Linked DNA regions of Homo sapiens: region 1 is linked to region 2. The links are chromatin contacts, found by Hi-C or POLR2A ChIA-PET in ENCODE. All regions are on one chromosome and are shown on one strand. The core of a region is the stretch at or near the end of the contact, and the rest is flanking DNA. Distances in the headings are between cores, read along the strand shown. Region 1 has its middle 18 kb from the start of FAM222A. Region 2 overlaps MVK (mevalonate kinase).

Evidence for each region. A loop is a pair of places that touch in the nucleus more often than their neighbours do. ChIA-PET counts read pairs that join two places held with the same protein, here RNA polymerase II (POLR2A). Pooled maps may share reads with other maps.
Region 1: a map of Caco-2 shows a loop between it and region 2 (3-fold over the local background). The contact joins two enhancer-like sites. A Hi-C loop is called at or near these places in 3 of 168 maps with a recorded cell type or tissue (Caco-2, GM11168 and ovary) and 2 of 50 pooled maps. POLR2A ChIA-PET finds 5 or more read pairs at or near these places in 6 of 52 experiments (A549, Caco-2, HepG2 and 3 more).

What each region holds. Positions count from the first base shown.
Region 1 is chr12:109,694,511-109,697,321 of GRCh38, forward strand. No RefSeq gene overlaps it. Among named protein-coding and RNA genes, the nearest start is that of FAM222A, 18 kb to the right of the region's middle. RefSeq lists an enhancer at 1,322-2,131. Within about 2 kb of position 1,561, at least 3 of the 41 ENCODE cell types and tissues checked have a DNase peak (open chromatin) inside an H3K27ac peak, as active enhancers do.
Region 2 is chr12:109,596,606-109,599,623 of GRCh38, forward strand. It overlaps MVK (mevalonate kinase), which reads left to right. Exons shown (of 11, transcript NM_000431.4): 11 at 1-1,520. Among named protein-coding and RNA genes, the nearest start is that of MVK, 24 kb to the left of the region's middle. RefSeq lists an enhancer at 1,923-2,612. Within about 2 kb of position 1,251, at least 3 of the 41 ENCODE cell types and tissues checked have a DNase peak (open chromatin) inside an H3K27ac peak, as active enhancers do.

The sequences.
Region 1 (2,811 bases), core at 311-2,810, 98 kb after region 2:
TGCTTGGAAGCCCTTCAAGATCAAGGAGTGAAGGAAAAAACATCCTAGAAGCACTTGGACCACTGTGAATGTAAGAATGGAGATGGAGGCCGGGCATGCTTGCTCACACTTATAATCCCAGCACTTTGGGAGGCCAAAGCAGGAGGATCCCTTGAGGCCAGATGTTCAAGACCAGCTTGGGCAACATAGTGAGACCCCCCCGCCGTCTCTACAAAAAAAAAATTTTCTTAATTCGCTGGGCATAGTGGTGTGTGCCTGTGGTCCCAGCTACTCAGGAGGCTGAGGTGGGAGGATCACTTGAACCCAGGAGGTCAAGGCTGCAGTGAGCAGTGATTGTGCCACTGCACTCCAGCCTGGACAACAGAGCAAGACCCTGTCTCAAAAAAAGGGGGGCCAGGCGTGATGGTTCACACCTGTAATCCCAGCATTTTAGGAGGCCAAGGTGGGCGGATCACTTGAGGTCAAGAGTTTGAGACGAGCCTGGCCAACATTGTGAAACCCTGTCTCTACCAAAAATACAAAAATTAGCCAGGTGTGGTGGCTCACGCCTATAATCCCAGCACTTTGGGAGGCCGAGGTGGGCGGATCACAAGGTCAGGAGGTCAAGACCATCCTGGCTAACACGGTGAAACCCCGTCTCCACTAAAAATACAAAAAATTAGCCAGGTGTGGTGGCGGGCACCTGTAGTCCCAGCTACTCGGGAGGCTGAGGCAGGAGAATGGCGTGAACCCAGGAGGTGGAGCCTGCAGTGAGCCAAGATTACGCCACTGCACTCCAGCCTGGGCAACAGAGCGAGACTCCATCTCAAAAAATAAATAAAATAAAATAAAATAAATACAAAAATTAGCCAGGCATGGTGGCTCACTCTTGTAATGACAGCTACTTGGGAGGCTGAGGCGGGAGGATCACTTGAACCCGGGAGGTGGAGGTGCAGTGAGCCGAGATCGCACCACTGCACTTCAGCCTGGGCAACAGAGTGAGACTGTCTCAAAAAAAAAAAAAAAAAAAGGAGGAGGAGATGGACAAGGTCATCCTGTCGCCCCCTCTGGTCTCGCACCACTGGGGCATTGCAGGGAGCAGGAAACACCACTGCTTCTCTGGACTACTTGGGTCCATCTCTCCGCTGCCCCCACTGCACCGCCATGAGCTAGCCCAAACCCCTCCAGCTGTGACCTGTCTGACTACAGGAGGCGGAACGAAGGAGTCCCTCCCTACCTGCAGGGTGGAACGTTGGACCCCAGGGTTGGGAAGACGGAAGGAAGTAGACAGCCTCAGGAGACCCAGCTACCTGCCTCGCTAAGAGCTGTTCCTCCTACCTTCCTATTTATATTTCTTGTCGCTTTCCCTACCAATAAAATGGTAATAATCCATTTTTAGCACCCCCAAAGTCCCTACTGCTGGGCTCAGGGACACGAGATGCAGCCTCTGGCTGTCCATAAACACGAGAGACAGATGTTGTCAACATCTGGAGACAAGGGAGGCCCTGTTTGTGCCTGGGTCTGGGAAGTGTGCCCATCTGGGAGGAGTGTTCCAAGGGTAGGAGGCCCCCATCTGTCACTCACCTGGACTGAGGACACTTCCACCCCAGAGGAAGGCCCCTAGGCCCTGGCCAGGGCTTCCAGGCTTGGAGCCCCTTTGGAGGGGAAGCTGGGCAGGCGCCGACTGCCAGGAGGGGACTTCAAAGGCTCCCCTAATCCCTGTGACATTTTCAGACACAGGAGTTGGCTTTTTTCATGCTGAGGATCAAAGCCCAGAGCTTTATAAATAACCCTCATAAAAGCCAAGGAGCTTGTAAAGTCAAACAGTAAGTCACAAAGAGTGTGAGCCTTTCGGAGTAGGAGAGAGGCTGGGGAAGTCCAGCCCCTATCCTCGCTCCACCCCACCAGATGGCCACTCACCAGCACTCCCGGATGAGCCGAGAGATAGAAGGCCCAGTGGGAGGTCAGGAGGAAGGTCTGGGGGTGGCCTGGGTTGGACTTGGAGGTTCCTCTGCCACCCCTAATAGACATCCTAGATCTGGCCATTCATTCATTAAATCATTCTTTTGCTCATTCATTCTTTCAGTCAATCAGTCAATCAACAAACATTTCCTGATCCCATCCGTGGAAAAGACCTCTGGCCAAGGAACATGCACTTTGGGGTCACTAGGGTTCAAATCATAGTACTGCCTCTCCCAACGGGGTGATCTCCAGCAAATTACTTAATCTCTCTGAGCCTCAGTTTCCTCACCTTTAAAATGGGGATACATTTTGAACCTGTCCTAAGAGAGTTCTTGAGGAACTTCAGTGGGCATGGCAGGTGGGAAACACTCAAAACGTGGGTTATTATTACCATTAATCAGACAGCAATAGTAGTCATCAAAGGTGGTCTCTACAAGGTTGTTTTTGTTGTTGTTGTTGTTTTGCCTGGCTCTCAGTCTCCCCTAAATAACTTCCCCTTCTGCAGGGCCTAACTGGGAGGTGGGTTTTGGTTTGTGTTTTCTGTGAGTCACAGAGGCCATGAGTCATCACCCAAGAAGAGGCTGTTTCAGAGCCAGGGGGTCATAGATTCTAGTCCCATGCCCAGCACTTTCCAGCTGTGCGCCCTTGGGGGCCCCTGTCCTCCCTCTCTAAGCCTCAATTTCCTCATCTGTAAAATGAGGGCAGTGGGGAGGATCCAGTGAGGGTAGGAATATCCAGTGCCTGGCGCATAGTAGGTGCTCAGTAAGTGGCTGCGGATGCTTTTTTAGCCCTTCTCCCAGTGAGAATTTCCAAGAGAGAGGTCAGCATCAGTGTGGAAGAGATTAGAAGATGATGGGGGTCCCTGAAGCT
Region 2 (3,018 bases), core at 1-2,500:
CAGATGCCCCTTTCTGGATTATTCTGGGGGCTGCAGTTCGACTCTGTGCTGGCCAGCGAGCGCCCAGCTCCTGACACTGCTGGAGAGGCCCCAGCCGCTTGGCGATGCCAGCCAAGCTCTGCAGTCCCAGCGGTGGGACCTAGGGAGGCATGGTCTGCCCTCTGCATCCTCTGGAGCCAGCCGAGCAGGAGGCCTAGGAGGGTCCTCTGAGACTCCAGACCTGAGGCGAGAAGGGCTGCTTCCCTGAAGCTCCCACAGTCCCATCTGCTTCAGGCCCCCGCCTTGGCCTGTGTTCTTCCTGGCCGCCTGGGTCCAATGCTCAGGTGCTGGGGCCTGGTTCCCGGAGAAGTGTGCCTTCTCTCTCCCTTTTCAGGGACCGCCCCCTGTCTCTCAGGGCCAGGCCTCTCCCTCCTCCAGGAAGCCTTCCCCTACCCCTTGTCGCCCCTCCCTCCCAGAGCACCTGCTGTCTGGGTGGCTCACTCAGCACTTGGTGTGGCCTTCCCTTCTACCTAGCGGGATGGGGCTCCCCCAGGGGCTGTCCCGGAGGCGGTGGGCCTGGTTAAATAAGGCAGGGTTTATATGCACTTTCTTCCGATCTGTACCTGAGAGGTTTGTGGAAAAGATGGCAAATGGGGAATAAAAAGATTTTGTGTCAACAGTAGAGACTCCAGGCCACCAGCACCTCCCTCTGTCCCTGTCCCCTCTCCAGCTGTTTCCTCCATGGAGCTCTTCAGCAATGGAGGGAAATAGGGTTTGGGGTCACTTTGTTGTGCGTCTTGGGGATGAGGTGGCTTTTCCCAGATGGCCCTTGCTGGAGAGGGACTGGGACACGGCTCTCAGTCCATCAGCACAACTCTAGGCTGCTGCTGCGGAGGGAGAAGTTGAGCTTCCTAGCTCCAGAATCACAAGCACCCACGAGAGCACAGACCTGTGTAAGACAGGAAAGCAGAACCTGCCATCGCTCCTGGGGCGCGCCTTCCTTTCTGAAATGAACTGGCTGGATGGAGAAAACAGACTCAAATGTTCTGGCCCGGGTGCCTGGCACTCCCCACCCCCGCCCCCCACCGGCCCTATTTGAACTTTATATTGCAGTCAGCTTGGTGCTTTCCGAAATGCCATTAGCCATCAGGAAACCCTTGTAGTTGGTGCCTTGCCAGCCAGAACCTCTGGGACCCACGGACCTGCAAAGAGGCCGAGTGGAAAGGTGGGGGCCGGCGCAGGGATTTCAGGATGAGGTGAAAGCGATTCAGTGCGCGTCTGCCCTTGGCCACTAGGGGGCAGCTGGCGGCCTTCCCTGCTGTTGTCTTCCTGCAGGGTGAGAGGAGCAGGAGCCGAGCTCCACCCCCACGCCAGCCTTGGGCCCGGCCTGGGATCACTGCTGGGAACGTGAGAGTGAAGGGAGGACGCCTACCCCAGCTTAACTTGTAGAAATGGCCCCAGATCACTGATGGCTGTTCCCTGCCCCTTCCCTTCAAAACACAACGCATAAAGCAGTAATACTAATTAATACTGAACGCTCACTGTGGACTAGGCGTGTTTACGCATCGCCCCTTCTCATCTCTGCCCCGACCTCAGTGTCATTGCTAGTCTCATCCCCGCTTTACAGACCAGGAAACCAAAGGTCAGAGAGATCGAGTAACTGGTGCAAGTCCACACAGCTCATCAGCATCTGAGGCCGGATTCAAATGGACTCCAGAGCCTGCTCTTAGCCCCTACGTGTGTCTGCTGGGTGCGGCTCTGTGTGCAGGCTCACTGCGATTTTTTAGCTTTCTGTGCTCAGGCTCGTTTTTCTGGATTCGGATGTATTTGACCGGGGTGGGGCTCGGACCTGCATGTTTTCCTCCCCACGCGATTTTAATGAACAACCAGGCCAGAGGCTGCTGTGCCCTCAGTGATGGCGCTGGCTGACAGCCAGCCTCCAGCCTTTAGGAGGTGGGCCTGGGAGCCTCCCCAGGCTTCCATAGATGTCCGCGGCAGCTGTGAGATGGGTGCAGGGGACAGAGGCTGAGACCCCCAGAGCCCGTCTGCTCCTTGAGGCCCTCTCTCTCTCATTCCCTGGGGACAGGATGTCACTCCTGGGGCAGGGGCCAGCTCAACACTCTTGCTCCAGTGAAGCAGCTGCCGGTGCGCTTTGGCCAGAGCAACCTTTCAACCCAGCCACCCCTGCGGCCACCATATGGGCCTGGTGTCACACTCCTGGCTACCTTGTAGACAGTTGGCACTTGCGGCTGTCACCCCTTCTCATTGCCTATTGCAGTGGTTCTCGCTCTCAGAGCTGCACCTCGGAACCACCTAAGGACCCACGAATTCCTGACTCCACCCCAGATATTCTGAGTTAATCTGTCTCAGCGGTATCTTTTTAAAAAGACATCTTTTAAAAGCTCCCAGGTGATTCTAACGTGTGACCAAGCACCACATGGTGCTGCACACCTGTAGTCCCAGCTACTCAGGACGCTGAGGCAGGAGGATCGCCTGAGCCCAGGAGTTGGAGGCTGCAGTGAGCTATGATGGTGCCACTGCACTCCAGCCTGGATGACAGAGTGAGACCCCGTCTCAAAAATATTTTTAAAAAATAAGAAAATGCAGCCAGGGCTGAAGATACCGAACTGGATGACCCCAGGGTCATCTCTGCACGCCATTGTGGTGGTTGAGCACTTCAGCCCTGCCCACCCCCTGGCCATGTGACCTTGGGCAAGACAGCTTACCTCTGGAGGCCACAGCTTCCTCATCGGGAAAGTGGGATTCACTAATACCCACCTTATGGAGGTTTCGTGGGGATCAATGAGAAAATATACAGAAGGCCCTTGACACAGTGCGTGGCACACGGTAAGTGCTCAATAAATACTCATTATTATAACTGTCTTATGCTGAGAGATAAGGGTGTCTTCCAGAGCCCCAAAACTTCAGAATGGTGCACAGAGCTGGCTCAAGGCGCCCTGCCCAGATGGTCCAAAGCCCCTAGGTTGAGACCCCTTGGGTCGCTGTTGGAGAAACACACCTAAGGCCCACCGGCTTTCC